3 separate regions of the Mus musculus genome follow, and all the other regions are linked to region 1. The links are chromatin loops, found by intact Hi-C in ENCODE. Cell type or tissue: heart. All regions are shown on one strand. Each heading gives the region's core, and the rest is flanking DNA. Links, peaks and the distances in the headings are about the cores only. Region 1 holds the start of Cdkl5 (cyclin-dependent kinase-like 5). Region 2 holds the start of Pdha1 (pyruvate dehydrogenase E1 alpha 1). Region 3 overlaps Cdkl5 (cyclin-dependent kinase-like 5).

Evidence for each region. Peaks named below come from ENCODE experiments on the same cell type or tissue, not always from the same donor. Only the 100,000 strongest peaks of a DNase experiment are listed, where the experiment ranks them.
Region 2: it touches region 1 in a loop (6-fold over the local background); 2 of 42 quality-filtered maps call a loop at or near these places.
Region 3: it touches region 1 in a loop (2.7-fold over the local background); 2 of 42 quality-filtered maps call a loop at or near these places.

The regions. Positions count from the first base shown.
Region 1 is chrX:160,989,851-161,000,395 of GRCm38, reverse strand. Cdkl5 (cyclin-dependent kinase-like 5) reads left to right here and starts at 5,715. Exons shown (of 19, transcript NM_001024624.2): 1 at 5,715-5,805. In heart, for the core only: a CTCF peak has its summit at 5,730; a DNase peak (open chromatin) is centred at 5,565; H3K4me3 peaks cover 2,811 bases; H3K27ac peaks cover 1,709 bases.
Region 2 is chrX:160,131,660-160,142,204 of GRCm38, reverse strand. It overlaps Pdha1 (pyruvate dehydrogenase E1 alpha 1), which reads left to right and starts at 3,775. Exons shown (of 11, transcript NM_008810.3): 1 at 3,775-3,949; 2 at 8,973-9,032; 3 at 9,963-10,136. The coding sequence starts at 3,893. It overlaps Gm39547 (a long non-coding RNA gene), which reads left to right and starts at 3,958. Exons shown (of 2, transcript XR_878293.1): 1 at 3,958-4,424; 2 at 6,115-7,620. In heart, for the core only: a CTCF peak has its summit at 4,191; DNase peaks (open chromatin) are centred at 3,764 and 4,234; H3K4me3 peaks cover 3,285 bases; H3K27ac peaks cover 1,986 bases.
Region 3 is chrX:160,931,449-160,941,993 of GRCm38, reverse strand. The region is part of intron 1 of Cdkl5 (cyclin-dependent kinase-like 5); the gene reads left to right. Among named protein-coding and RNA genes, the nearest start is that of Gja6, 30 kb to the right of the region's middle. In heart, for the core only: a CTCF peak has its summit at 6,248 (motif pointing left); no DNase peak of the experiment used is centred there.

The DNA.
Region 1 (10,545 bases), core at 1,071-9,070:
GAGTGAACTGAAAATACCATCTAAGTAACTGGTGTACAAAGGAAAGGCCTATCCTATCTCGGGAAGCACTTCGTTTGCTTTTAGTCACACACCTGGTGGGATGGTGACAGTAACGCAAGAAAAGGAGAATTTTTGTTGTTTATTTGGGACTGTAAAAGTGTTTATACATACTTGATTTTTTTTGAAACAGGGTCTCTTGTGTTATTATCCTCAAACTTGATGTGTAGCCAAGGATAAATTTAAATTTCTGATCCCCCTGCCTTCATTTCTGAGTAGTGGGATTACAGCTTGTATGCCACTACACTCCAGTTGTGCTATACCATGCTAGGGATCAAATACAAGGTTTCACACATTCTAGGCAAGTATTCCACCAAGTGAGGGATATCTCTGGCTCCTAAAGATTACTTTCACAACAATGACTTTATAAATGAATGGATTTTTATTCATTACGGCATTTTTATAATATGTGTATAGTTTGTTCTAACGTCCCCTTCTCCAACTCTCTCCACCACCTTCATCTGCCACCATGAGCCCTGTCTTCCTCTTGCTGGTTCTCTTTCTTCCTCCAGATAACTCCAGATAGTTCCTCTTTCTGCATTCATGTCACATTCATTCCATTACCCTCTGGAATTGGGGATTTTGATCAAATGCAGCATTCTAGTATTAAACTGGATTAATTTTTAATAGCTGAAAAAGACCCCAAAGTCAGAAGCATCAGCCAAGATGTAAGAGAACATGAGAGGCAAACTTTCCATAAAATAGGACTCAAAGTATTGATCACAGGAAAAAGTGCTTCAAGCTGCCGTTAGTCCACGGAATGGAGGCTGTTGAATAACAACTAAAGCTTCCAAAGTCCTGACTATAATAGGTCAGTCAGTTGGGTTTTTGGGGCACTTCCTAATCACCCACTTACCTGTGAGGTAAGCATTACTGATGTCTTCATTTTATATAAGAAGAAACGGAGGCACATGGAAGCTCAACAATTTATGCAAGGCCATAATTGAAGCTAGCATTTGAACCTAGAGAGCTGCCCTTCCGTACTTTTGGCTAGGGTAGCTTTCATGTGACACTCTATTCTGTGGTTTGCTGTCACTCTCTCCAGTCATTCCTTCCTTCCTTTCTTTTTGTTTTTAATCAATGCAGTTCAGGCAGGCCTGAAACTAGCTATGTAGCCAAGGATAACCTTCAACTTTTGAACCTTTGGCCTTTACCTCCAGGGTGCTAGAATTACAGGTATGTACCACCAGTCCTAATTTATTTGGTGCTGAGGATTCAGTCCAGGACTTCATATATGACAGGCAAATGCACTATCAACTGCATCATATTCCCAGACATTTATTTATTTATTTATTTATTTATTTATTTATTTGAGGCAGCTCTCACTCTATAGCCCAGGTTGGCCTCAAATTATTAAGTCCTGCCCAATCCTCATAAGGGAAGGTATTATATGCATAAGTCAACAGGGTCACTTTTCATGTTTCATTTTAGAATAGGTGACAATGTTTTTACTTCCTTTGATAGTAGGGTAACTCTCCTGTCAACTTTCATTGTGTACAGTGGTGTGTAGTTAAGACAGAGTATACAGACACAGCTCATGTGGTCAGAAAAACTGTATTCTTTTTTTTTTTTTTTTAAGACAGGGTTTCTCTGTGCAGCCCTGGCTGTCCTGGAATTCACTCTGTAGACCAGGCTGGCCTCAAACTCAGAGGTCCACCTGCCTCTGCCTCCTGAGTGCTGGCATTAAAGGTGTGTGGCACCACTGCTCGGCTGGAAAAGCTGTATCTTAAAACAATTTTTGTTGTTGTTTTACTTTGGTTTTGATTTCTTTAGCCAAGTGTCTTAACTATAGAGCTTTAGCTCTCCTGGTACTTACTATGTAGACCAGGCTGGCCTTAAAAAGCCTAGAGATCAGCCTGCTTCTGCCACTCAAGTTCTGTGATTAAAGGCATCCCTGCCTGTTTTGTTTTTGAAACAGAGCTGGAGTTTACTAAAAGAGGCTTTTTTTTTTTTTTTTAGTGTGAGTGTGTGTGCATGTTTGCCTGTGCACAGATAAAAGTGTTGGTACATGTATGTGCCCACATATGTAGTGGCCACAGGTATTGTTAATCAGGACATATGTACTATTATTTGAGTCTGGAACTTGCTAATTAGGTTAGGCTGACTGGCCAATGAACCCAAAGATCCAGGGATTGCTGCTGCCTCTCCAGCCCTGGATTACAAACCCTTATGCAAACCTTTGTCAAGAGGCTTGGCTTTTCATGTAGGCCCTGGGAAGTAAACTCAGCCCCCCATGCTTGAGCAGCTAGCACCTTACCTACTGAGACACCTTCCCAGCCCCAAAAGGAGATTCGAAAGGTGAATTTAAACACAGACTTTAATAGAAACAGAGAAAGAATAGGGCACACTCCCAAATCGTAGACTTGAGCTTCTCAGAGGAAAGTCACTTCTTGGTTTATTTTTTATTTTTTTGAAGACATGACCACAGTTCAAGATATGTTAAATGTGCAGAAGAGCAGCAGTGTGCTAAGGAAGACACTCATGTTCCTTCGACACTATTTGTGCCTAAACTCAGGGCCTGAAGAGTAAGGCACTGAACTTGAATTTGTAAAATAACATTTCCTCAAATAGCATAAACTTTATTGTTAGTTCTTGCTTTGTTTGTTGACAAAGCGTCATTAGGTAGCCATGGCTGGCCTGGACCTTGCTGTGTAAATGTGTGTGGCCTTGAAATTGTTGTGATCCTCCTACTTCTGCCTTTCGTGTGCTGGTGTTGCAAAGTTGTGCCACCGCATCCTAATTGTTTATTTATTCATCTTCTTTTTTTGTTGTTGTTGTTTGTTTTTATGTGTCATAAACTTTGAATGAAGTCATGTAAGATTTGGCTTGATTTGAACTCTGAACAGGGCAAAACAATTACTGATGCTCCTGTCTGCCTCCAAGTATTAGCAATTCATTCATCAGGTTGATTCTTCTGCCTTGTCAAGAACCCAGGTTGTATCATGAAGTTAAGATCCAGATGGTTTTCAAGAACCTACTTTTTATTTTCCCTTTCTGTTTTTTAAAATTTTTAGTTAGTAGGTAGGCTTTGACTTAAGGCTGGCTTTCTTCTCAGTTACAAAGTGGCTGTCTGTGGCATTTGGGGTATTTAACTTCCTTGTTCATCCAGAAGGTGTGTGTGTGTGTGGGGGGGGGATATCTTTCTTTCAAACCATGGAATGCTAAGTTTTTTCTTTTAGTCTAATCAAGCCACATAGGATCGACTGAGACTAAATTAGATTCAGCCTCTTGATGTGTGAAGGGCCTGGATATCTGAAAACAGTGGGGGGTTCCATTAGGAGAGAAGGAGGCTCTGAGGCTGGTTCTCCATCTGGAAGTGGTGAGACTCTTGCTGAGACATGTGAGGATTAGAGATAATGTGTGTAACAGTATCAGGTTGTGCAAAGAGGCAAATAAAAGCAGAAGACCCCCAGTTAAATGTGAATTTCACATAAATAGCTACTCATTTTTCAGTATGTGTATCTCTTTCTACAAACACTACAGATTTATTTAGTTTGCCCAAAAGGGCGGTTCATGAAATTCTTTTTAGACAGTGATTAAAAGACTTAATCAGTCTTCTAGCTTTGTCCTGAATGTATTTGGATAGGACACATGTATTACAAGCTATTATTTGTTTATGTAAAACTCAAATTTATGGAGGCAGCCTGTGCTTTCTCTGTCAGCCCTAAATATCTGTAGAATTGCTATGGAGTAGGCATTTGCAGGGAACTATTAGTGCTCTTTTTACAGAAGAAAGGACCTCAGGTAAATGACAGCATGGTATTTCTTTAAAACACTTAGAATGTCTTATCTTCTCTCAAAAAGGGAATTAACTGAACTGGATGTGGCTCCAATAAACCAGTACTAAAAACCAGAGCAAAGCAAATGTCCTTCAGTGAAAGGCTGTGCTTGTCCATGGTATGGCTCCTTGGAAAACATCTAATACAGCTACTTAAAACGACATTGAACTTACATCTGTGGCCATTCTGTTACGGTTTTTTCCTTACCTTCTTCTCAGAGTGTTCAGATAAACCATCCTTCCTTTGACTCCAAGGCAATGCGGCTGAAATTTCTAGTACAAAGGCACTGACAGGGGGTGATAAAGCAGCGATTGTCCCAGGAATTCTGGCTCCACGTGGGTGAAGCATGAGGTCACAGCACTGTGATTTTGCAACTGGAGGAGGCAGGAGCCTCTGCAAAGCCTGACTCCATTTTCCCTCACTGTTAATTCCCTGCTCCTACCTGGAAAATTTTCTAATATGCTTCCTGAGAAAGTGGGTGCCTTCAATTGACTATGAAATATTCACCACGTTATGAAAAAGAATAATCTTGTTAGCTTGGTTTCAAGTAGACAAACCAATTGTATAGCTACCAGATTGAAGACAGGAGTAGATTAAATGGATTTTATCCAAGATATCTATTTTCTATTACAAAAAAATTAATTTCTGACTTGGTGGCATCTTCGATGTCATGCACTGCCTATTTTCTGCCCCCAAACCCGGAAAAAAAAAAAAAACCTTTTCTTTCTCTCTGCTTTCTTTTTTAAGGTGGAAATCATGCAGCTTTTCATAGATTTGTCTGCAAGGTCTTTCATAAAAGATTTTTTTCTTAGTTAAAAAAAGTGCACTGGAACTATCTCTATCTTAACCACTAGTCATCCTCATTGGAAACTCGATTCGCGGTGGGACTTAAGATCTTTTTATTTCTACTGGTGCGGCGATGACTTCATTGTTGGTTTTTTTTTTTTTTTTAACCAGCTGGGGAATCGTGTAAAGCAGAGCAGCGTCGGACTGGAGTAGAGTTGTGGTTTGCTGCTGCAGCCCCGGCCGCCACGGTTTGCACGCGTCCAGCTGCTGTGTAAGGAATCCTCGGGCTGCCAGTTCTTTGCTCTTAAGTCACCCCAGGGAATCGCAGGCTGCGAGATGAACGTGAATATGAATGTGTTTGCGCGCGCGTGCACGCACAGCTGCAACAGTTAGGAGCAGCAATGGACTTCAATATTAAAAAAAAAAAAAACCTACGACCGAGATGAGCCATCCTTCGTCCTTTATTTTCAAGTAGTGCCCGGGCTCCCGCCCGAAATGTGGTCCCCGCCCTCCACCCACTCCGCTCACTGGTCCCCAGAGAGGGAGGCTAGGATAGCTGCGCTGCAGGCAGGATTTCCCCTTTTTTTTCTACCGCAGTGACAGGTGGATTCCCGGGCCTCCTCACCCCCCTCAACCCCCGCATCCACCCCTCTCTCAGTCACGATCTCTCCCTCCCCTTATCCTATTCCTCCCTCATTTCCCCCTCCCCACGTAAGCTCGCAGCCTGAGCCCCGCCCCTCCCAGCCTAGCAGCCCAGGTTGCTAGGGCCTGGCAGGGCAACCAAACCTGGTGCCCCAGGAGGAGCATCGCGAGCGCGCATAAGCGCGTTCGTGTAGTAGAGGGCTAGAACAAGAAATCCTGGTTCTAGGATTTTGGGGGACTCGAGAACGAGCGGCGTGGGCGGGGCGCGCGAGCCCGAACTCGAGCACGAGCGCTTTCTCTTCATTGGCGCCTATTGGTAGGCGGGGCTAAGGCGGGACCTAGCGGAATGAGAGGAGTTTGCCGATTGGGCCAAATGGGCAGACGGGGGCGGTGCGATCATCAAATTAGGCTGCGCGTTCGCTCCGGCGAGAGGGCGGGGCCGGAGGTTTCGATTACTTGTCGCTGCCGCTAGGGAAGGTAAAGCGGTGACGGCGGCCGCGAGAGTGAAGGCTTCCCCGATAGAGGTGGGGGACTCGGCAGGGTGAGTAGTTGCGTCCGCCCGTCAGGCCGTCTCATGTTGGCCGTGTGTCCACTAGCTTGTCTTTAGAGAGGGAACCCAGTCGGTCCACTTAGGAGGGTAACAGAAGGGGTAGCAGCGCAGGTCCCTGCACAACCGGGAGACACGGTGAGGGAGTCCCAAGCTGGAGTCTCCCTCGGCGATCCACCACGAGTCTCTAGGGTCTTCCCGGAAGGGCTGGGGCTGGAATTTTTGGTGCCAAGAGACAGAGGGGGCTGTGCTAGACGTATGGTAGGTCGAGGTCGGACCCCGCGGGGCTCCCCTTTGCTGCAGGTCTGCGGTGTCCCCACCCCGCTGCCCCCGTGGCCAGGGCTCTCCGGGCTTGCAGCAAGGAAAGCCCTTTTCCGCTAGCGCCGAGGAGGGCCCCCCGAAACCCCCGCCCAAGTTCCCAGAGAGCCCGGGACCCGCCGGCAGCTACGACTCTCAGCCCTGGTCCTTCTGACCTTGGCTGCCCGGGAGGGTGGGCGAGCGCCCCGCCTGCAGCCCCGCAGGTTTCTGCCACCTTCCACAGGACAAGTTTCAGGCGTTACTGTGAAGTTCACGGCTGGCGTGCTGGCAGAGAAGCAGAAATTGACCTCTTCTCAGATCTTCCTACCCTTTGGACCTTCATAGAAATTGAATCCTGGGGTTTGGAACCATCTGCCAGAACGAACAGGTCCTCGCACTGACACGTTTTTCTGTTCTCTTCTCTTCTTTTCTTTTCTTTCTTTCTTTTTCTTTTGTGCCCACGTTGGGGTAAAAAATAACCTGGGCATATTTCAGTGTAAAAGCAGATCTTTCTTGGGGGTTTTGATTTTTCGCTTCACTTGAGTTAGGCATGGCACAGATGCTTGGATAAGAAAAGCCTGACCTTAGTCAGGCTAGACAGACTAGAAGGATGCTGTGATATTTAAATAGTTGCAGATCAGTATTCTGTTAACACAATTATTTTTAATTGGCTGAAATTTAAGCTGATTTTAGAAAGTATTGACACAGAATAATTTCTTTCCGCGCATCTGATTTAGGCTTGTTTGAACGTAATGGTTATGTAGGCAGTATAAAAGATTACACAAATTAATTTGTCTGAGAGTATTTGACTGGAAAAAAGAGGCATAAATATGTATAGAATATAGGATTAGGGTTTTAGGTAACATCTGCTGGAACACTTCCAGCTTGTTTGTTTCTTGCTGTAGGGTTACAAAAAAGACATTTTGACTGAGACACTTTGGAATTTATAGACTGCATAACATTTAGATGTAAATTCGTTTTTAATTCCTTTAAGTGTATTAAAATGTTTCAGTAAAATGCAGAACGGGTGTGTTTTCTTATCCCTGTATATCTGGCGTTGAAGGGGGAGTATGATCTTACATTTAACAACCCAACTAAGATTCATTAATAATAAAAACATAAAAGGCCTACCCCCATCTTTCTGAGAATGAAGATTTAAGTACCTAACGAGCCTTTTCCTTATTAAAAGAACTATTTTGGGTTGGAGCTTTTTTGGCGTTGATGCTGGAATGGGAGTAAGGAAGCCTGCAGCAGTATTACCAGTTTGACACCACCAGTGGGTGTTTCTGTTGACAAATGCCGAGAGGAGAACAGTTGAAAAGGAAATCTTTTTTGGGTGGTGGGATGGGGTGGGGTAAGGAGGGGAGGTGAGGGGAGAAGGAGCCAGAAGAGAGAAGCTGTAAAACTAAAGCTGCCAACACTGTGTGTGCTGGGCTTTGCACAAGTACAGGGCAACCTAATTAGGGAGAAGAATACCATTTGGCTGCATTAAAGACTAGAACTCCAAAAGAGGCATACTAAATAAAGTTAACCATTCCAAGAGTGTTTACTAATCCACCATGTCTGAGTACTTGGGAAGAGGGCTTCTCTTCTGGAAAGGGCATCAAATTCTTTTGAATTGGCTTGTCTTTTGAACATAGTCAGTGCAGTGGTTCATTTGTTAGGTAGAAATAGAAAGAGTTTACTGTCCTCATTGTATGGATTTAGCAGAGCTCCTAAGCCTATTTTTTTTTTAAAAATATAATAAAAAGAACTTGGTATGTTAGAAAAAATATTCAGAAATAAAATTTCTTCCCCAGGGAGGCATTATTTTTATCACTGCTTAGTCTTATATTAATGCCTTAGGGACTCCTTAAGCACCCCTGTCAGGGTTCTGATTTTGTTGTTTATGCAAGGGTCTTGGAGTTACTTAAATCAGGGATACAGCTAGTATGCTCCCTGAGGTGGTTTTTTTTTTTTTAAGGTTTCCATTGAGAGAAATTGCAGGGACATCTCATATAAATGAAGAATAGAAGGTTGACTGATTGTGAATTAAATGCATTGTGTTCCAGATAGTCTACATCTAAGAAGAACCAGACTTTACATGGCATTTTCTGTTTTGAAGGTGTAATATTCTTACACTACAAACCTTCAGTACAGAGGTGGAAAAATCCCTCTAAGTATGCATTTTCCCCCAACCTGTTTCTCCACACTGGCTAGGAATCTATGAGAGACTCTCAGCCACAGTTGCATTGTTGAAAACGACAGCAGCTCCTCTTGCAGGGTGATTTACATTTCCGTTTACTTTATAATAGAACATTGAGCTGTAGCTGAGATATAAGCTTGTAGGAAATTTGTAAAGAAGTGAGCTGGGGAATATTTTCTTATCTGTTAACATTTTCACCCTTTTCTTCCATTTTCACAGCATTGGTGGTGATCTCCTTTATTTTAATAGGATTTTAATGTTTGGCTGTTCAAAAGTGTGCTAATATGAAATTTTATTTTTGGCAGTTAGTGTGAGAGTATGATACTCTAGTATAACAAATTGATGTCAAATAATAACATGAGTCATTTAAAATGAACAAAGCAGTCCACTTGCATAGATCTGAAATAGGAGGAAGATCTTTTATATAACTCTTTAGTACAACACCAGCAAGATTTGAGATATTTAGTTGTTTTCTGATTCAAAAAGATTTTTTATTCAGAATCAGATAACTTTAGATCTTAAAGTTTTATTTTTGGCAACATCAAATTTCTTGACAGAGGAGAAGATAAAATGTCAAAGGTCGCTCACCAGCTGATAATTGTGTCAGGACCACATATTTCAAATTAAAAAAATAATGCAAAATCAAGACATTTAGAACTGGAGCTGTAACTCAGGCAGAGTCCGTGGCTTTGAATTGGCTCCTTACAGAGGCAAGTGGGAAGGTAGTCTGCATTTAAGCTCTCTGTATGAGCATCCACTTTGCTTTCAATCTTAAAATCTTTCCTTTTTGTTTTTTTCATTTTTTTGATAATTAATTTTTTTAGCATTTGGATTTTTGTTTTTTATTTTCTTGAGATAGGGTCTCATTTTTAATTCAGGCTTTCTTGGAACTAACAGTGTAGCCCAAGGTGGCCTGGAACTTGTGGCAATCCTCTTGCCTCGGCTTCCCAGGTGCTGGGATATGTTTGGTCTAGATTTAACATTTTGATATTTTTTTTTTTAGAAATTCCCCTTTATATGCAGCAGTGCATGCATTAGTGAATTATTTAAATGTGGAGTCTCATTTCTCATTTAAGTTTATACACTTCTTCATATGGAGATATGAATTTGGGAAGCATTTCCATCAGTGCATATGAAAACTGAGACAGAGGATTTTCTACCTACAGAGATATTTAACATTTAAATATTTCAGATTTGGGAATTAACAGAAAATTATTTATTAGATTAAAAGGACTAGGCTCTTGGAAATCTGTTGTCAATACATTGAATTAAGCCGTTTCACGTAAAGATATTTGTTTTGGGGGTAGTTCTCATCAGACGTTTTGGGTGCAGCCTCTCTTTTGTATATAGTCTGCTCTGTAATTTTCATAATGCTACATCCATTGACCACTATTGAATATCAGATGCTATGGCAAATTATTTATTCACGTGCATGCATGTGTACTCACAGCCTATCTCATATACATGTCAGACGAGCTCAGAAATAATTTGCACATATTAGCTAGCTAGTCAGCAGAAGAGGCAAAATTGCCATCCAAACCGGTCTGACTTGAAATTGTGCTTTTCCAAGCCCTGCTTTCTGCTTCTTTTAAAGAGTGTGGTTCCTTAAGCCTGTTTTGAATTCATTGTGTACATTGTGCCTGGGGAGTCCTGGAGGTACACATTTGCTTCCTGGGTTGATGGGCCTCATTGGCAAGGCTGCCTAGACTCTTGCGACATGGTGGACTAGACTAGATCCATCAAAACTGCTGGTTAGGACAACCCAGAAGTATAGACTTTTTGCAAATACCTTGGTTTGAGTATTTCATAAATGAAAGTTGTACATATAATTATGTATGTCTAAAATGAGATAATTGTTTCAATCATGTGTGTCCAAAATGAGATAATTGTTTCTAGTTAAACACTTGGTGCTTCATGTTTCTGCATATTCATTATAGGCTTACATTGGCTGATTAAATTTACTAATAAAGATTATGTAGATAAAGTAATAAATAAAGATTTAGTAATAAAGATTATGAAGATATCCTTTGAATTCAGTTTTATCTTTGTAGGTATGTGTTGCTAGGGTATTGCACATTCTAGGCAAGCCCTCTACTATTAGCTACATTCCTAATAGTATCCTCCTAATCCCACTTTTCTTCCCCATTAAAGGAACTCACCTTTTGTATTCCAGACAAGACTTGAACAATCTTTTCCTGTCTTGATGAAGAATTCTGCCTGGAGCTGCAATTTACAGGCCTGAAATTCCAGGC
Region 2 (10,545 bases), core at 1,010-9,009, 860 kb after region 1:
TCTGTAGGCTATGCCAGCAACTTGATATAAGATTATGTTGGGGGGCTGGAGAGATGGCTCAGAGGTTAAGAACACTGCTCTTCCAGAGGTTCTGAGTTCAATTCCCAGCAACCACATGGTGGCTCACCATCTTCTATAATGAGATCTGATGCCCTCTTCTGACCTGCAGACAGAATGCTGTATACATAATAAATAAACAAGTCTTAAAAAACATTATGTTGCCGGGGCGTGGTGGCGCACACCTTTTAATCCCAGCACTCGGGAGGCAGAGGCAGGCAGATTTCTGAGTTCAAGGCCAGCCTGGTCTACAAAGTGAGTTCCAGGACAGCCAGAGCTATACAGAGAAACCCTGTCTCGAAAAACCAAAAAAACAAAAACAAAAAACAAAAACCAACAACAACAAAAAAAACAAAAAACAAAAAAACCAACCCCCCCAAAAAAAACCCCAAAAAACCCCATTCTGTTGATTTGTTGCATTTTATTGTATGCTATGGCTATGCAAAACCTCAGCACAGTTCTGATATAATAGATGCCTATAGACATAACCCTTCCACCAGCACAGTGCCAGCACATCCAAGACAGTCCCGACAGCTGACATTTAGTTGTGGTTGTTGTTTTCTCCTGGGGGACAGGTAGCAGGGAGGAAACCAAAAGCATGTTAAGGACTATGGAGCACAGAATAAGTTGTGAGAGAAAGTTTCTTGTTGACATGGATATAGCCATGTACAGGAGCCCTGTGCCTCAGACCCATGCATGGGGCAAACCCTTCCCTAGATGAGGCTCAGAGAGGATGGCAAAGCTTTTCTCTGGTGGAAATACAAATGTTGACCGTTGTCGACCACAGCTTCCTCCTGGATGACCATAGCCTAAGACTGCTCCCCCAAGAGACCTCCCAAGATTAGTTAAACCTGTATCCTTATTCACCTGGATGCCATAAGACCTACTCCTTATTCTTCTATGTACATCACACTTACTGTCTTGATTCAGATGTATAAAATAAACATACCAAGAGTCCAGGTTGTAGCTGCAGTTGGTGACTGACCTACATCATTGAGAACAACCAACAGGATTCCAGCTTTTCTGTGTTTGCCCTGCCTTCATTCCCTCCGCACCCCAGTTAGGCCAATCCCTGAAGCTGTGCAGAGCATGGCAAAGGACCATGACTTGCCTAAAGTTCAGCTTGCTCAAGAACTTTCAGGAGATATGCAAAGGAAAAGTCAAAAGCCAAAATGTATAGTAGCTCTAAATGTCCAGAGAAACCCACCATAACCTGGGGATTGCCTTGGGAGGGATTAGAAAAGAAAGACCTTCATTTCCAATTTCTTCCAAGGTAAAGGAGCCTTCTTTTCTCAAGATTTTCTCTTCCTTGGGTTTCTGCTTTGGGCAACCCTTTCTTCATCTCTCTGACCTCCCTTATATTGACCAGCCCCCTTTGTGTATTTGTGTATGTTTTAGCACATAAAGTATCGTTGTAGGGCATAGATAACCACCAGTTACAATTTGTCCTCATTTGCTACAGAGTCACAAAGTATCTCTCGCTTTCTCCCCCCCCCCCACACACACAGGGTTTCTCTGTATAGCCCTGACTGTCCTGGAACTCACTTTGTAGACCAGGCTGGCCTCAAACTCAGAAATCCACCTGCCTCTGCCTCTTGAGTGCTGGGATTAAAGGCCTGCACCACCATGCCTGGCTAGATATTTTCTTTATTTACATTTCAAATGTTATCCCCTTTCCTGGTTTCCCCTCTGAAAACCCCCTCCCCCCTCCCCCCTCCCCCTGCTCACCAACCTACCCACTCCTGCTTCCTGGCCCTAGTATTCCCCTGTACTGGGACATAGAATCTTCACAGGACCAAGGGCTTCTCCTCCCATTGATGACCAACTAGGCCATCCTCTGCTACATATGCAGCTGGAGCCATGGGTCCCTCCATGTGTTTTCTTTGGTTGGGAGCTCTGAGGGTACTGGTTAGTACATATTGTTATTTCTTTCAATTTCTGTACTTGTGTGCCTCTCTCTCTCTCTCTCTCTCTCTCTCTCTCTCTCTCTCTCTCTGTGTGTGTGTGTGTGTGTGTGTGTGTGTGTACATGAAAGGACAAATCACTTAAGCCCTCAGACTTGGTGGCAAGTGTTCTTACCTGTTGAGCCATCTTGAGCCTTGGCTTTGTAATTTTTTTTTTTAACAAAGAAAAGGTTGTAACGAAAATATTCTAGTTATGAAAACACTGGTTCCCTTGTTTCCCCAGGGCAGTTTCTTTAAGGCATTAACTTTTGTAATGATAAATTTCTTGTTGGAGGATATTTTGTAATAATGCAAAAGTCTTGTTTCTCATTTTTTCCTGCCATTCATTTTAGCTTCTATTGATAATTCCTGCCTGCAGTGGTGATGGTGTCTTTGTGAAGTGGTGATTCCCACCCACTCAATCTGTGTATATTTGTGTGTGCACATGCACGCGGAAGTCAAAGGTTAATTTCAGGTCAGTCTTCCTCAGTCACTCTTCAGCTAAACTTTTTGAGGCAGGGTCTCTTACTTATCCTGGCTATTACTTCAGTTAGATTGATGGACAAGCAAGCACCTGGGATCCTCGTGTCTCTGCCTCTCCGGCACCAGAATTCCAGGCAATGTTGCTCTTTTCTCTTATTCAGTTGCGTATTTGTGAAGGATCTGTGGCTCTTTCTTTCCCGTGAGTTATAATGCATCACTACAGCACTCATTTCATCCTTCATCCATGGAGATCATAAATGCAAATATTAGAGGACTTTTTATCCTGGGTTCCCAAGTGACCTCCTAGAAATGCTACCTGGCCAATCCATGCTGGACATTTGAATGGAAAAGTCAGCCTCTGTTTCTCTGACCCAGTGATAATGTGAAGCTGACCGATCCAGGCAACAGTTTGAACTTTGAGAAATCATCATCTGCACGTTTCCCGTGTTCTCATAAAGTCTCGTGTCCTAATCTTAATAGTGTTTGGGTAACAACAACACAGGAGATACAGGATTCTGCCTTTTCCCAAGCATAAAGGACAGACAAACTGCTTGTCTATAACTGAGTCCCCCATGAAAAGAAGCAAGCTAACAAAAAATCAAAGAATAAACGCTAAAGCTAAACTCTTGGATGTCTATGGTCAACGATTAATATTTGCTTTCATTTACTTATTTTGATTTTTTTTTTAGATAGCCTCGCTAAGTAGTCCAAGCTTGTCTTGAACTGAACAGACAGCCTGACCTCCAACTCTGGCTATCATCTGACTTCAGACTCCCTAAGGAAGGAATGACAGGCATGTGCCACCACACCCAGCAACATCCAGCATTTAACTGTTAAATCTCACCCAAGTCAACCAGGGCAACACTTTGCAAGGAATATGTGACCTTTTAAAGACAAATTAGTGGCAGGACCATTTCTAGAAACCAGATGATCTGTCTTTCTTGCCCTGGCACCATGGCTTCTCTGTGTAATGGAACAAGGCTGCCTGCCAAAGCTGTACCACAGGCCCGACTGGGCAAAGGGCAGGACCCGCTTTCACCACTTCTTCGCTGGTCTGTGGTACTCAGGGCAAAAGGAAGGAGAGGCCTCTTCCCCACGCCCCGGGGCCCCCCACTTTCCCACGCAGGCGCCCTGGGACACCGGCCTCTTCACCCTCCAGCCACAGCCCCACCTCATTTTTTAGTTAATTAATGGACGGCCACATGTTCCTCCTCAGAAGGGCGTAGCCATCGCCAGCAACCATTCTGGTTGGCCTGCAGACTAGCGCGGCGTGTGATGCCGTCGCGACTCCGTCACTGCGTTTTGGGCGTGGCTTCGGCTCCGGGCGCCTCAAGGAGACTTGGGGACGCCCGCACCACTCCTTTTGAGTGCCTGGGTGCCGCGGCCGCCGCGTGAGTCTGCTGCGCTCCATGAGGAAGATGCTTGCCGCTGTATCCCGCGTGTTGGCAGGCTCTGCGCAGAAGCCGGTGAGGTCGCCTGATCCCGGGAGGCCGGGGTGGGGCTGGAGCCGGCCTGAGGCGGGGCAGGAAGAGGGCGGACCGGGCCCCCCTGGAGCGCACGGCTGGGGGCTGGGGACGAGCTGCGGGACTTGGGTGGGCTTTCCGCGCAGTCCGTGTCGCCACTGGCCGGGGGAAGAGCGGCTTGAGAACGGGCCCGGTCCGCTGTGCTTCCCCCGATCGCCCCCAGCGGAGCTTCACGCCAGCTCCCCTGCAGCGCCCCACAACTGCTCGTCCCTTACGGGACACTGGGAGGCGGAGCTTGGGCTTGCTCCAGCCTCTCTGGACTCCGCTGACTTCCACTCTCCTTCATGTCATTGCTCTTGGCTATGAGGCCACGTAAGACGAAATAAAGAGCTCCCAGTCCCGGGAGTCAGGTTCCGTGCGCACTCCGACTTCTTCGTTTACTAGCCTTGGCACCAGGAACCATCAAGAAGCAGGATATGTAAAAACTCGTCTGAGGGCCTAGTTCTCTCATCTCCATAATGGAGATTCTGAGGACGCTACCTTCTGGGGGGGTGGTTATCTTGAGTTGGTCAGTGGCACGAATGCCAACCCTTCTGCCTGGCACCTGCCAAGGGCCGGTGTCCAGCTGCGTGAGCATTTGTGGATCACCTGTGTTCTGTTCTGAGGAAGGTTCAGGGAGGTCAGGTTCACGGAAAACAAACTTCCTCCACTCCCTGCTCCTCTGAACTTTTTCTTGGCAGTCAATTTTCGAGCAATCGAGCATAACCCAGAGGAAGCCGCCTTTACCCTTAAACACACAGAGGCTTAGAGTTCAAAGTAGCGAAAGAAAACAGCAATGGTTTTCGGAGAGTTGGGATTAGAGGTTAAGACTTATGGCCCGGCTTTAAGAGCTGTCTAATACCTAAGCTTTTAGCATTTTGACCTCTAGCCACACAGAGGTTGCCTTCTCTTGGTGTAACTGTCATCAGGCTTTGACTTGTAATTCTGGTTCTGTTGATTTCTTTAGGATTTGATGCAATTCTGCTCAGTGTGGGGAGGTTGTAGAAAGGTCGAAATGTCCTTCTCTAGGAATTGCATCAAGGAATGGAAAACCACCATTTGAATCTGAACCGGCAGCAAAGCACATTTCTACGACATAGCCAACATTTATTGAGCTCTTAGTATGTGTCCTGAATTCGGCCACGATCTTCACGCGTGTTAAAAGTGCATCATTGATTTTCAGTTTGTTTGAACAAGTTTCTTGTGTGCAGAAATTGTTAGTTGAAGGGAAATTTGTTTATAGCTTGGGGGCTGGGCATGAAATAAAATTGAAAACGAAAAGAAGCTTTGTTCTCAGTGGAAAGAAAAAATAAACAGCTCTGACTAGAATCAAAGTTTCTATAAGTTGCATTAGAGTCCGAAATCAATAAAAATCATACCTTCTGCTTTGAAGACATGTGCTCCTCTTTTGGAGTATAAGAGGGTACTAGGAAGCTGGGAACACTTTTAAATCTTCCTTCGACACTAGAAGCTAACCTTAGGTGTTGTATCGCTTTGTCTGACAGCCGTTTACCGTTTCCTTTAAATTCACCTTACAGCAGGGAAAAAGAAATAGATTCTAGAGTCGAATTCACCATAGGAAGTACCCAGTTTTTTTCTCACTTTTTGTTGTGGTGGAACATATCCAGAAAGTAGCTTTTTAACTTTTCTTTTCTTTTCTTTTCTTTTCTTTTCTTTTCTTTTCTTTCTTTCTTTTTTTGAGACAAAGTCTCACTATGTATCCCTGGCTGTCTTGGAACTCAGACCTCTTTGCTTTTCTACCTCCGGAGTGCTTGCATTAAAATCTTGTGTGACCACATCCGGCATGCTAAGGAGGAAGAGAAGTAGGTCTCTTTGTCTTTGTCTCTGTGTCTCTGTCTCTTTATGTAAGGGGCTCACTGTGTAGCTCCTGGCTGGCCTGGAACTCACATGTTGACTAGGTTGGCTTCCGATCAGAGATCGGTGCCTGCCTCTGCCTCTTAAAGAAGTGGAGCAGCACGCCCAGCCACTAGTTTTCTTTGTGTCTATAGTTGTTACATGGTAATTAGGAACCATTCTTGAAGCCTTTCTGAGTGTTTCAAACTCTGGAGTCGTATCTCTTATCATTTGCAAATCTAAGTAATTGCAGATTTCTTTATTTCCGCCCTCAGAACACAAAATGGCTCGAGGGTTTTAGTTTTTCCTGTTGTACAGGTGGGTGAAAAGACTTTTAAATTTTAATTTAAGCCCTGCAAAAAGATCCTTACCAATAGTAAACAGTGGCCAGCCGAACTTGTGTAACAAGAACCATTGGTAGCCAAGGATACCCAGAGGCGAGGGGGGGGGGGTGTTAGGCACTTGCTCTTTGATGGCTGCCGAGTTGTGCCTTAGTTCAGAGCCCTTATCTTACGCTGTGGCCTCTGTGTGCTTTGTACCTTTCCACCTTTTATTCTGCTAGTTGTTTTCCCCCTTAACAATCAGGGAAACATGGAGATTTTGCCTCAGGCTGTAAAGTTGCCTCTGTCTCCTCACACTTTTTGGATGCGAAACTTTGAAAGGGTTTACAAAAGTTGCACTTTTAGTTTTAAATGGAGGTGAAAGCTTTCAAAGTCTGTAAGACCAAGTGAATTTAAATTTTTTTCTTTTGCCTTTGTCACTTGTATTTGTTATGCTTTCTTTTGTGAGATTCTTTTCTTAACTACCATTTTTTTTTGTCTGCATATTAGGCAAGATTTTTAATTCATGCTGGTACATTCTGAGAATTCTTAAATACTTTTACTTGGCCACTTGAATAATCCTGTGTTTAGATACTGTTATTTTCTTAAGTAGATTGTTCAAAGTCTCCATGCCGGTAATTTAATTAGGGGGGAAGTGTAGCTCAGACAGAGAGCATGCCCTTAGCAATTGGAGGTCATGTGTTCAATCCCCAGCCAACCCAACCCCTGCCCAGCCCCAGAAAAGAAAAGCTGACAGGAATCTCATTTAAAGTTAATTCTTATTATTTTGGTTTTCTGAGAGGCACTGAGAGACACAGTTGTGTCTCTCCACCTCCAACCCCTGCCCCCATAGCCTGGCTGTCCTGGGATTTGCTCTGTAGACCGGGCTGGCCTCAAACTCATCCCACCCCCACCCCTGCCTCTACCTCCCCGGTGATGGGGTTAAAGAAATGAGCAATCACTGCCCAGCTCAGTAAACATATCTTTGAGAAAGAACTCACCCTTTTTTTCTCTCCTACTAATGCCTCGCTGGTTTGATCTCTGCTGTAGATTGCTCCCCAAACTAGTTTCTGTAGTTGTAATTAGAAATTTACTTTGCAATACAGTAGCTAGTTCTGGCTTCACAGACTCAGTTTAACTGCCAAAAAAATAGCACAACCATTTGTTTGCTACCTGGCTGGTCTCTGGTTTAGTTGTTCTTCATTTTGAGATAGCTATGTTTACACATTGTCTCTTCCTCTGATTTAACTGCAGCATCCGTTACTACTAGTATTTCGATTTTCCCTTGGGTAAGTGTGCCATTGTATTTGTTGGCTTTGTCGGATAGTAGTAGAGTAGTTGCCAAAGTATGCTCCTCTCCACGTTGTGTCTATGGCTTTGCAAAGTTTCTGATTTTCAGTTCCCTGTGCTTAAGCTGTGGTCTGAAAATACTCAATGGAAAATACTCAATGGAAAAAAAAATCTCAGAAAGAAAGAATTGATGGGTTTTAGTCTGTGTGCTGGTCTGCCTAGGATGATGCCATCTTGCACTCCAGATTGGGGTGTAGACCATCCCTTCCGCCAGGTGTCCGCTCTGTAGACTCGGCTCCCCAGCTGGACAGCACCAGGAGCCATCTTGATCCCCGTCAGACCAGCTGCCTGTACTTGCACATAGATAGCATTCAGTAATCCCAGTGATTTTAGGATTCTACTGAGGGTCTTTCCTGGCCATAATGGAAGTTGCTGCATGCCTCTCATTCCAGCATTGGGAGGAGGCAGTGTGAAAGAGCAAGTAGATCTTAACACTCCGCCCTATTGGCTCATATGTACTTGGAGGTATACGGAGCCTGCTGATCTCACAAAGGTCAAACAAACCCAGTGCTGCAGAACGTTGTGTTATAGATCAAACATGCTTTTTTTGGTTTAAATGGGATCTGATGACTATGCTTCAAATCCCCAGGACAAGACACTCGAAAGGTTCACTTGCAGATATGTTCAAATGCAGCAGAAAGTGGCAAAAATGGAATGATTCTGTTTTGTGGTCTAATGTGAACCTTAGCTGTCACATAGAATGTTGTTCCAAGATTTCTTCAGTTGTGAAAGTAGAAAGGAATTGGTAACTCCAGGGCAGTGATAGCCACTCAAACATCAAGAAGGGAACACTGTTTTAAGAAACCCTTCTTCCCTTATGGGACTTGAAGTGGAACCTTCTCAAGATGTAGGCTGTTCTGCTGTAGAAGGGCTGGCCCAAGTCTCTTGTTAACCAGCACTAATAGCTGGGCGTGGTGGCGAACGCCTTTAATCCCAGCACTCGGGAGGCAAAGGCAGGCGGATTTCTGAGTTCGAGGCCAGCCTGGTCTACAAAGTGAGTTCCAGGACAGCCAGGGCTACACAGAGAAACCCTGTCTCAAAAAACCAAAAACAAACCCAGCACTAATATGGTGTTTCTCATTAAGGTATTTATCTAGCTCATACTCTGAGTCGGTTTTTTTTCCTCCTCCTCTATGGGTATGTATCATAGAAAAGCAGTTCCCCGTAGATAGGGATTGATGGATAGTTTTATTCCAAGTACTTTGCAAATGAACCTTCCGAAGCCCACGTGTAATCTAGTTTCTTTACTTTGGTTGGTAATTATTGCTGTTCTCACTGTGACTTCTTTGAAAACAAAGCAGATGAGTGTGGCGTTTGCCACTCTCCATTTTGCCTTCAGATAATGATATGGCTCTGTTTTAGATCTGTGCTTTAAGCATGGGTTCATGATAGCAATGACTTGATCTTGACAGCAAAAAAAAAAATAATAATAATGGCTTTCTTTGCATGTTTTTGTTTTCTAGGCAAGCCGAGTGCTGGTTGCTTCCCGTAATTTTGCAAATGATGCTACATTTGAGATTAAGGTGAGAGGTGTTTCATTTTATTAGTTACTAGTTTTTGGACATGTATAGCTTGATGCAGTTTCACCTTAAAGGGGGAGTCTTGATATTGGTGCTTTGAGGGTGGGGTCACTTTTCTTTCTGAATATTCCAGAATCAAAGGCTCAGAGAAGTTGAACAAGAGTAACTTGCTAGTAGTTAAAGGGAAGCAGGCTTTAGAAATGTACTCTGGTTGTGGTGTCCAGCCTCTTTGACATTCTGACATGCTGTCATCTGCAAATATGTTGGGTTGCCCCCAGAGCTGTCCTGGGCACATGGCCCATCTTGAGCCAAAGGTTGGATATATGTGTGGTGTGGGGTGTGCTTCAGTGAAACATTGATGACCATAGATTTAAGGAATCAGAAGCATTGTGAAACACTTTTTTTATTTTACATTATTTTAACCCAAGGTCTCATAGAGCCTGAGTTAGCTCCAAACTATCTAGCAAAGGGATAACCTTGAACGCTTGATCCTGTAGTAAACTTTCAATTGATGAGATCATAGGTGTATGCTATCACACATCCTCCCTCCCCTCCCTCCCTCCCCTCCCTCTCCCTTCCCCCTTCTCATTTTTCTTAACTCCCTATCTCACTTCCCCCTTCCTCCCTTCCTTCTTTCCTTCCCTCCTTCCTTTTTGGTTTTACAAGACAGGGTCCTCTCTGTGTAGCCTTGGCTGTCCTGGAACTCACTCTGTAGACCACGCCTCAAACTCCTATAGATCGACTGCCTCTGCCTTCCAGGGTGCTGGGATTAAAGGCGTGTGCCACCACAGCCTGCTTATGCCTTCTTGAAGCACTTCTGAGGTCTGCATGTCTTTGCTGTTCAAGTTGTCTGTTAGTGGAGCTGGATCTTAGAATGAGCCAGCAGTATCTGTGGGGTGGTAACTGGAGGGGGGCCATCTTCCTCCACTTCAGAAATGTGACCTTCATCGGCTAGAAGAGGGCCCCCCAGTCACCACAGTGCTCACCAGAGAGGATGGGCTCAAGTACTACAGGATGATGCAGACTGTGCGCCGGATGGAGCTAAAGGCGGATCAGCTGTATAAGCAGAAAATCATTCGTGGTTTCTGTCACTTGTGTGATGGTCAGGTAAGTGATAGGTTTGTTATACGGCCACATTATTGGGATTTTTAAATAGGTTGCTTCCTTCTTCCCTTCTTTCCTTCCTTCCCTCTCCCCCTTATCACTTCCTTTTACTTCTCCTCCATCCTGTCCTTATAACTTTAACATTTAAAAACCACCATTTATTTACCTATCTTGTGTGTGTGTGTGTGTTGGGGGGACATTTGTGTCACCCTGTGTGTAAGTGTGTATGTGTGGTGGCGGCATCAGAGGACAGCTTGCAGTGGGGTTTGACTCTTCCCTTCTACCATCTGGGTTCTAGGGATTGAGCTCAAAATGTCAGGCTTGATAGCAAACTCTTTGCTTTCACTGACTTCTGCCTGCCCTCCCACCCACTTTTTTTTTTTTTTTTTTTGAGGCTAGGCCTCGATGCCCA
Region 3 (10,545 bases), core at 1,485-9,484, 59 kb after region 1:
TGATTGAGACAGAATCTCTTTGGCCTGGAACTGGCGGGATTTCTCAGATCTTGTAGATTTTACATTTCCAAGGCAAGCGGTTTACTGACTAAACCTCACCTGAGTTTACAAGGAACATACAGATAAGCATTACTTTGATGTATACAGAGGTGTTTTGCCCACTTGTGTGCCTGTGCATAAGTGTGCAGTGCTCTCGGAGGCTAGAACAGGAATGCATCCCCCTGGAATTGGAGTTGCTCATTGTTTAGAACAACCACATAGGTGCTGGGAATTGAACCCAGGTCCTCTGCAAGAGCAGCCAATGCTTTTAAATTCGTAAGTGACATGTTTGGAAGTTTCTAGCTTGGTAACCACACAGAAGTTCTAAGAAGAAGCGTGCCATGAGAAGTCGTGAGAGAACCTGAGTCGTGGGAAACCTGCAGTTCCCCACCCCACATTCTTTGCCTTGTGAAGACCTCTTCCTTCAAGCTGTTTCATCACTATAGAACCTCCAATAAGAAAGCACTGACTATGAGTAGCATTTTCTCATGATCTGGAGCAAAGTTTGAACCTGAGGAGATGGTATGGAAACCCCTGAATTTGTCCTCATGTCATATAACTACTCTGGGGCTAGAGCTTTGTGGCTAATGTTTTAAATGGGACAGTCTTGTTGGACTAAGCCCTTCAATCTGTGTGGATTGAGTCATAGGGCAGCCAGCTGGGGTGTAGTATCAGAGAACTGTTATTGGAAGGAGCAGGGCGGGGGGTTGAGATGCCCTGCAGATACAAACTGTCAGGGAAACCCCACAGGTCCTCACAGGTATTTCCAGTTTACAAAAGAAAACAAATGCAATCTCTCAGAGACTGCACAGCTCCACATCAAGTTAGTATGTGGTAAGATGGGAACTCCAAGCTGCTCTTAGCCCTGTTTTGTCCTTTCTTGAAATTGTAATCTGCTTAAGGGAAAGAGCCAATCATTTCTTTTACTTAGGTTTTATCTTTTCAATTTGATTGCTTACATCATTTATTGATCTTAAAGAAACTGTAAGTTTTACTATTTGCCCTTCGAAAGTTTAGTAGCACAGACAGCTGAGAAAGTGTAAGGGTTTTTTGTTTTGTCTTGTTTTTTCTTGATTTTCTTCTAAAATTTTTAATTTTTTTTTTTAAATAGGACACAAGTATCTTTAAGTAAAAATAACTTTCAGTCAATCTGGAAACTACCCCCAGGCTTCCTCTGATGCCTTACAGAGTTGCTGCTGTCTAGTTATTACCACTTGGTTTTCATCTTTAACATAACTCTCACAGGGCTAGAGCTTAATCACCAGCTATTTGGCAGGCAGTGTTCTATTTGTTCTGGTTTTGCTATTTTTTGGAAACCTTCTGAATTGCACTCAATCACTCCACAGACTTACCTTTCAAGTGATTTGGAATCATAATGAGAAGATGGGATAGACTTTACAGATTTCATATTGATCCCCTGTGAACTGATCTTTATTATTGAGAATTTTAGCATCCATTCTCAGTTTGCAAGGCTTCGAGTGCTTAGAAATGCATTTGTGGACTTGAAAACAATAAGGAACCTCAGAGATCATCTAGCAGAGGGATCTCAGAGTTCAACTAAGAGGTTAAAATTAGTCAAGGTCAGGCATCTACCGGGACATTTGTCTTGGTGAGGGAAATCTAGGTTTCAGGATGTATTAAGTACTTTCCAGTGTGGGACTATGAGGACCAGGAGTCTGGAGATCAGATGAGAATGTCAGTTTGTCAATGTATTAACACTGTAGTCTGGAAGCTTTTGGAATTTTCTATGTTATTGACTTTGAGATTTTATGGTGTCTTCAAGACTAGTAACTTCTATTATGTTGTTTTAAAAGATTTGTGTGTGTGTGAGTGTAGGTGTGTAGGTGTGTAGGTGTGTATAGGTGCCTGTCAAGGCCAAGTGATAAGATCCCCTGTAGCTGGAGTTACAGACAGTTGTGAACTACTGGATGTGGGTGATCCAAACTTAAGTGTCCTCTACAAGAACAGCAAGCTATACCAGACATCTGTCCAGCCCTCTTCATCTTCCACTATGTAGGGTTTTTACTTGTTGGTTAGTAGATTTTGAGAGATTTAAAAACAGCAATAATATCATAATATGATTGCCAGTATGTTCTTAGGTAGAAATGTACAAAACAAAAGTGGCATTTAATTAGAACACAGCTTTTTACATTTATTGTTGTGTATGTGTGCAGGGCACATGCATGTTATAGCAAGCAAGTCTAGATCAGAGGTCAGCTTATAAGAGTTGGTTCTTTCCTTTTGCTGTGTGAGTCTGGGGGATCAGATTCAGGTTTTTAGGCTTGGTGACAGGTCCCTTTACTCACTAAGCCTTCTTACTTGCCCTAGAATATAGTATTAAGTATAATTCAAGATTATTCAAAACTAAGATAAAACATTATGAAATATTTTCTTAGAGTATATATGTATTTCACTTTTGACTCTCACTTAAAATAAATGAATGACTGTAGACAGGCTCCTATGGTATGTTTAGGCTGCTTGCTCTATGTGAGTGGGGGAGGGGTAGATGCTGCTGATGGAATGCAGGGCCTCCATGGTAAACAAGTGCTTCTACTGAGCTAGACCCCAACCTCATTCTCTTGTTCTTGCTAACAGTACTGTGGTGCATCATATGTATGTCTTTGTGTACAGATTCCTAAAAATGTTATTCCTGTGTCAAAATGTTTGTCTTTAATTTTGGTTTTGTCAAAAAATTGTGTCAATATGATTTCCTACTAGCATTGAATGAGCAGGCTTAATTTCCTCAGGTTCTCAATATGGTATGTTTACTCTTGGGTATTGCCAATCTGAAAAATCATATCTCAGTATGATTATTTTTACATCTGTCTATTGTGAGTGTACGTGTGTGCATGTGTGCGTGTGTGTGTGTCCCCCTCTGCCTGTGCATATGCATGCACATTGAATGGTTAGAGGACAACTATTGGATTTCGTCTCCAGAACTCACTCAGTTTGTCAGCCTTGGCAGCAAGCACCTTTACCCACTTATTTTTCTGGCCCCAATTTTCAGTCTTTAATATATGTATAGCCAAGTTACATTGTATATTCTTTCCATTTATTTATTTAACATCCCAATCACTGTCCCTCTCTCGGTCTCCCCATCACAGTCCCTACCCCCATCCTCCCTTTCCTCCTCTGAGAGAGTGGAGGCCCCCTCCTGGGGATCTCCCCACCCTGGCCCATCAAGTCATTACAGAACTAGCTCCATCCTCTTCTACTGAGGCCAGACAAGGCCTGGCCCAGTTGGGGGAATGGATTCCACAGACAGGCTACAGCTTTAGGGATAGCCCCCATTTCAGTTGTTGGGGACCTACATGAAGATCCAGCTGCACATCTGCTACATATGTGCAGAGGGCCTAGGTCCAGCCCATGTATGTTCTTTGGTTGGTGGTTCAGTCTCTGGGAGCCCCCAGGATCCAGGTTAATTGATTCTGTTGATCTTAACTGTGGAGTTCATATCTTATATATCCAAGTTTTTTTTGATTATTTTAACTGATCTTAAACATTTATTTTGTGTGTGTATGCATGAATATTCATGTAAAAAAACAAAGGAAAACTTTGAGTAGTTGTTTCTATCCTTCTACTCTGTGGGTTGAATTTAGGTCATCAGACTTAACAATTAGTGCCTTTACCTGAAGAGCCTTCTCCCAGGCTCCACACTAGTTGCACACTAATTGGTTATCCAATACCAAATGGCGAGCGCTGAACACATACATACAAGTAACATTATACAGCCTAAAAACACAAACACAAGTAACAGTATACGGCCTAAAAACATACATACAGGTAACATTGTATGTAACATTATACAGTCTAAAAACACAAATACAAGTAACATTATACAGCCTGAAAACATACATACAGGTAACATTATACAGCCTGAAAGCATTCATACAGGTAACTTTATATAGCCTGAGCAGATTTTACAAGTGTGTGTGTGTGTGTGTGTGTGTATGTGTGTGTGTGTGAGAGAGCGAGAGAGAGCGAGAGAGAGCGAGAGAGAGAACAGTTAATGAAAAAAGGAGCCATGAATTTGAACGAGAGCAAGAGAAAATACATGAGAGGACTAGGAGGGAGGAGGAAAGGGAAGGGGGAAATGATATAATTATATGAATTGAAAAAAATTGGGCTTCTACTCTTAATTGAACAGAAGGATTGGGGACTTTTTGTTAGAATGTTGACTCTGTAATATAAATAGATTTTCTTCCCCAGGTTTTTATTTCTATTTTTCTCCTTTTCGTTTGTATGGATATCTAAACTCAGAACATGTGTAAAATGGTGTTCTGGATTGTCTTTCTTTTAAAAATATGAATAATAACATTTTCATGTCATCCCTGTGTCTCTGCCACACCTTTTGACCCTCTAGTAGCTCCTTGTGTCCCACAATAAAAATTGTAGCATTTAAAATACATAGTCTTGGGCCAGTGAGTAAAGGTGCTTATCACCAAACCTCATGATCTCAGAACTCCAATGGTGGAAAGAACCTGCTCCTCCAGGAGGTTGCCCTCTGACCTCTACACACACACACACACACACACACACACACACACCCAGGGAAGCTAGGGGCATCAATCCCTTGGAGCTGGAGGTAGAAGAAATGTAAGCCTCTGGAAAAACAGCAAGTTTTTTTAAGCACCTTTCTAGCTCCTTAGCTCAGTATTCCTTAGTCTTGAACTCCAGTTCCTTCCATCATGTTATAATCCTAAGGATGTTGTTGTTGTTGTTTCTTGGAGTAGGGGACACAGTAACTTGCATCCCAAAATCTGGTGCATGTCAGTATACCAAAATCTAGCAAGTTCCAAGCTTTGTAAGTTTATTTTAAAGTTAGTTATTTAGGATTTGGGGTTCAAAATATCATTTTGTGGTAACCTTGGTAAAAATTGATCTGTAAATTTTTCATATAGTTACTTTCAAAAACAATTTTAACCTCTAAGATATCTTAAATGGTTGGTATATTATTAATATGGTGTGAGTTTTTCCTGCCCTATTTTAGCTCCTTTGTTTCAGTGTGATCCCCAAAGCCTTCTTTGGAAGGCTTGGAGTGTTTAGTAGGATTGGAAGTGCTGGGAAGTGAGGATCAAATTGGTATTGGATTAGTGTGTTTCCTTCCTTGTAGAAAGACTGGAAAGGACACAACAAGGTACATGTTGGTTAGTTTAAACTTTTCACACTAGCAAGTTCTGTGTAACTCATGCTTACCAAGTAGGTGTTTGATTTAATGATAGGAAGTGAAGTTTAGAGGCTAGATTAATAAATCAAATTACTGTCTGCTATTGAGAGAGTAAAGCAGAATGAAGACCCTATTATGTGAGGGTCAGATGGTCCTATGCAGGAAGAAGACTAAAATAGAGTGTACTATCTTTTTCCCATTTGACTGTGGAAAAGCCTCCACAAGAAGGTAATTAGGATGGTTTGCACAGGGCTGTGCTTTCTGCAGAAATGGTTTCCTTCTATCCATGGATCCTGAGTTTTTAAGATGCTTTCAAATTGTTTGAATTCTTCTATTATTGCAAATTTAGTCATGTACCAAATTTATTCCTGTGCAGTCTTCAGTGACAAAATGGTCTCCTCATTTGTATGTATAAAAACAATGCCAGGAACAAAAACAAAACTCATGATTCAACTGATTTTGTTCTCTCTTTGAACAGAAGAAAAGATCTGTTGAGATGAAGATTATAATTTCAGCAATGAAGAGAACATTCTAGGCCCAGGCAGCTTTTAAATTTGATGCTCGAAATTTATGAGATAAACTCCAAGCCTTATCTTTCTGTCAGTTCTTATAGCTACCTGCTTACTTACATATGCAGAAAGAAGATTAATTCTAGAGCTGATGACATTGCTCATCGGGTAAAGGCACTTGTCACACAAGCCTGACTGTTTTTTGATCCCCAGAACCCACACTGTGGAGGGAAAGAACAGAATTCAGTGAGTTCCACTCTAATCTCCACATCTGTTTCTGTCTGTCTGTCCCTGTCTCTGTCTCTCTCTCTTAGTCTCTCTGTCTCTCCATAAATAAATGTAATAATTTAAAAATTCTCCTAATTTTAGGTGTTACTTATTACTGTGAGACATTTGGTTATTTGTTTATGAAGTTGATGGCTAGTAACCTCAAATCTTGTCTTTGGAAGGTACTGGAGAGGACATCTAGTTCAGTACAAGACTGGTTTCAATCAGGGACCAACTGTTTCCAGCCACCCCTTCCTGCCACCTGCTGGCCTTCTCTGTTCCTGAGCTCATCAAGTCCCTCTTTGTATTGCCTTGAATGCTCTTCTCCTGACCCTGTGCCGTGGCTTACTTCTTTCCATAGAACAGAATGTGGTTGATCACTCTCAGACCACCTATCTAAAGGACCCTTTTCTGTCATCTGCCATGGCTTAATTTTTTATAGTAATTGTCACTGTAAATTTATCATGCTTGTTTGTTGCCCACATCCCCTTAGTGTTATGAAAGCAAGAGGCAGGCTGGTATTCACCAGCTTATCTCAAAGCCTTTCTACCATCAGATGGCCTGTTGGAGGCATCTGACAAATATGACCAATGTGAACAGAATAAATATGACTGGTCCTTGCCTAATCACTACTGCGCTGAAATCTCTTTCTGATTCTCTTTCTTTCTCTCTTTCTCTCTTTCTCTCTTTCTCTCTTTCTCTCTTTCTCTCTTTCTCTCTTTCTCTCTTTCTCTCTTTCTCTCTTTCTCTCTTTCTCTCTTTCTCTCTTTCTCTCTTTCTCTCTTTCTCTCTTTCTCTCTTTCTCTCTTTCTCTCTTTCTCTCTTTCTCTCTTTCTTTCTTTCTTTCTTTCTTTCTTTCTTTCTTTCTTTCTTTCTTTCTTTCTTTTCTACCAGTAATCTTAATTCTACTCCATGAAATAAACCTGCACTTTGGCTTCCTTTTTCTCAACAAGTTCAGATGGGATGTCAGTTATTTTTCATAGAAGAAAAACTCCATTTCTTCATTAGCTTTCTCACTGGGTGTTATTTGAGGAGTGTGATAAACTCTGGTTTATCTGTCTCTAAGAATATTTTGGCTTTGTTAACGGTATCTAGCAATAGACATAGTAAACTGAGTGGAACCTAAGCCTCAGTGACAGAAAGGACATGGCATTTTTGTTTATGTCATTAATGCAGTGCTCAATGTTTTATCTTCAATAAGAATTCTCATTTGCATCCAAATGAATGGTGAAGAAACTAAATATATATGGTATCTTAGGGTCATTGTGAATTCTTAAGAACATGTTTTATGATTGAATATAACAGCATAGAAATTCCAAAAACACAAATATACAATAGGGAATAATTACAAGTAAATCGTTAGTTAAGCCATTAATTAAATAGAAATGACATCTCTGAAAGACCATATTAGTATGTGTCTCTTCTCCATTTCGCTGCTCCCTAGAGGTAATTAATATCCTGATTTTTGTAACAAACATATAATCACATATATGGCTACATATTATGGTTTGTGGCTTAGTTTTTCTGTTTTAACATTGTAATAAAAGAAATGAGGTTGTTTTTATTAGTTTTCTGTTGTACAGCAAGTTGCCACTATTGTTCCTCTAAAAATCACCCATATGCTTTAGCTCACAGTTCTGTGGGGGCAGAAATGCACCCTGGCATGGTTGAATTTTCTATTCAGGATATGATGAGGCTGACACTCTGCCTCTTGTATTTTTTTTCTCTTTTAGTAAATAGGTTCTCTGTATAGTCCCAGACTAGCCTCCTCGGACTCAGTTCTCCTGCCTCACCTTTCCAAATGCTGGGGTTACAGGTGTGTTCATAGTCTACCATATCTAGCTTAAAACAAATACACAAATAAAAACAAAAAACAAGAAAAATGTAAATTGTAACTTTGATTTCCAAGGCCCAACTTTGCCCTTTTTTAAAACCCACTTAAATATGTTTCCTATTTTTGGAATTTCTGGCATGAATGATTTTTCTATATCATATATATTCATTTTAACCTTGAGATTGGTGCTTAGTTCATTTGTTTTAAGTTTTTGCATTTTTGGATGTATGTATATCAGATTCTTAGTTTTCGTTCTTCTTTAAAAACAAACAAACAAGCAAACACTTGTTTTATATAGGTGTATCTCACATATGTGGGGATCAGGGGTCAAGGCAATCTATAAAAGTGGTTCTTTCCTTCCATGATGTGGGTCCTGGGGATTGAACTCAGGGTGTCAAGCTTGGTGCCAAATGCCTTTACGTGCAAAGGCATAGCATCCTCTGGCCCCTGGCAGTTTCCTTTTCTAAGTATTGATTTAGCTTCTTGCCATAAATTTGTGGCATTGTAATTTTTAAATGTTAAAACGTCTTGTTTGACTTACTAATGGGATGTTTTGGGGATTATTAACTTCCAAACTTATTAATATTTTTTCAATTACTTCTTTTGTGTTTGACTCCCTCCATATTTTAGGTATGGCGAGAGAATATCCTCTGATTTCAGCCCTTGTAATTTGGTTTGAATTACATTATGGCCAAGCATGCCATCCTTTATAAGTGTGTATGTGCTAGAGAATTAGAGAAAACATATTGTGTAGGTAATTTGGTGTTTTTAGAAACCATCTAGGATCTTCTGAATGCTGACACTTTTCTTTCTCATTGAGTTCTTCTTGCATCATTCTCTTGTTTTGCTATTCTAACTCACTGAGTTTTGTCTCTCACCCTTTGGACCAACCAGTCATCAAAATGCTTGCTCTCTCCCACCTTTTTTTCTATCTTAATCCTGCAGTTATTTCCTGGGCTTTCCTGATCATCTGACTCTTTGCGACCCCTGTGAGTTCCTTGCTGTCTCAGCGATCTGTTTACCTCTTGCTTGTGGGCTCTCACCTTGTATTTCTTTCTGCCTGGTGGTGTTTCCAGTCTGTCCACTGTAAATGAGAAATGATTTGTGACACTAATACCAGGTCTAGATTGGTACTGTTTTCCCCTAAGATGAGCAGTGACACCCCCGATCTTAATATGGAATCATTTTAGTCTAAGGTACATTTAGAGATTTTATCTGGATCACTGGAATGCCATGAGGCCACAGTTCGGCTCTTTCCAAAGGCTGACGTATTGCTCTTTCCCTTTGTCTAGAGATGGGCTTTAGTTTCAAATGACTAGCGATGTACCAAGCTCTGTCCTTTTGAAACACCCTTGACTTTGATATTCATGCCCCTATATCAGTAAGGATTTCATAAGTAACCTGTTTTTCTTTCATTTTACCAGATTTCTTCAACTTCCAAAAAGGATCAAAACAGTTTAGAGTGGTTTGGGCTACCTCTCCAGGTTCAATTCTTTTGCATTGATTTGAACTGGATACTTCTTTATAATCTTAACTATCATAGCTTTCAAGTTCTTTTTTAAAAAAGTATTTCCCCAGCATTTGTATTTGTCCTCAAAGACACATTTCATCCAAGTTACATAATTTGCCATTAGCAGAAGCTAAAGTGTCTTTGTCTTCATTCCATTTTTTCTCTTTTAAGATTAATCAGTTTTATTCAGCTAAATTTGGCAGCGCTTTTTTTTTGCCTCAGTATGAATACTGGTAGTTAAAACATGGATTTTGACACCTATGTATGTACTGGCATATTTAAATTGGGATTCTCAGTTTACCTTGTTTGGCTTGCTCCAGAGACTAGGTTATAACACATCTCCTGTTTCTCTTGTGGTGGACCAGGATTCAGTGCTGGGTCATCTTAGTGGAGATCATTTACTTGTTACCTCAGTTCCCTTGAAATAAATTATACTGTAATTTTCAGAAGAAAGGATATTTAGATGTTTCCTGGATCTTTCAAACCAGCCTTAGGAAGTGAAGATTAACAGTCCAAAATATTCTGAGCATCTTTTAACTAAACACGCATCTTCACTGCAATCTCAACACCACACTTTCTCCTCCCTCTGTACAGTGAGAAACCCTACGGCAGTGAGAGCCTGGACTACTTAATTCACCACAGCCTTGTGTGCCTTTTCAATCAGTTAGTCTGTATGGATGATGCATATTGTGTGTGTTTATCATGGGGCGTGAGAGTAGAGGTCAGAGGTTTGGCCTTTCCTTCACTGGGTTCCAGGGGTCTGAACTTGGGTTGTCAAGCTTGTGTGGCAAGTGCTTTCCCAAGATCCTTGTGGGTCTTATTTACCATTTCCCCGAAACATGGGAGATAGTTTCAAAATGAGATTTTAAATAAATAATAGAATGTTTGACCTTTTTCCCCCCAAACTGTAACATTGTAAGACAGGTATCTGAACATATGCCTGTGATCCCAGCACTTGAGAGACTGAGGAAGGAGGATTGCCATGAGTTTGACGCCAGCCTAGGCTATAGATTTTGGGACACCCCCATCTCAAAAACAACAACAAAGGATTGTAACATAATTTTTACTGAATATCATGGTAAGCCATTAAAGCCGTGGTTTCAATCTGTGGGTCGGGACCCCTTTGACAAACCTATCTCCAAAAATATTTACATTACAATTCATAACAGCAGCAAAATTACAGTTATGAAGTAGCAACAAAAAGAATGTTATGGTTGGA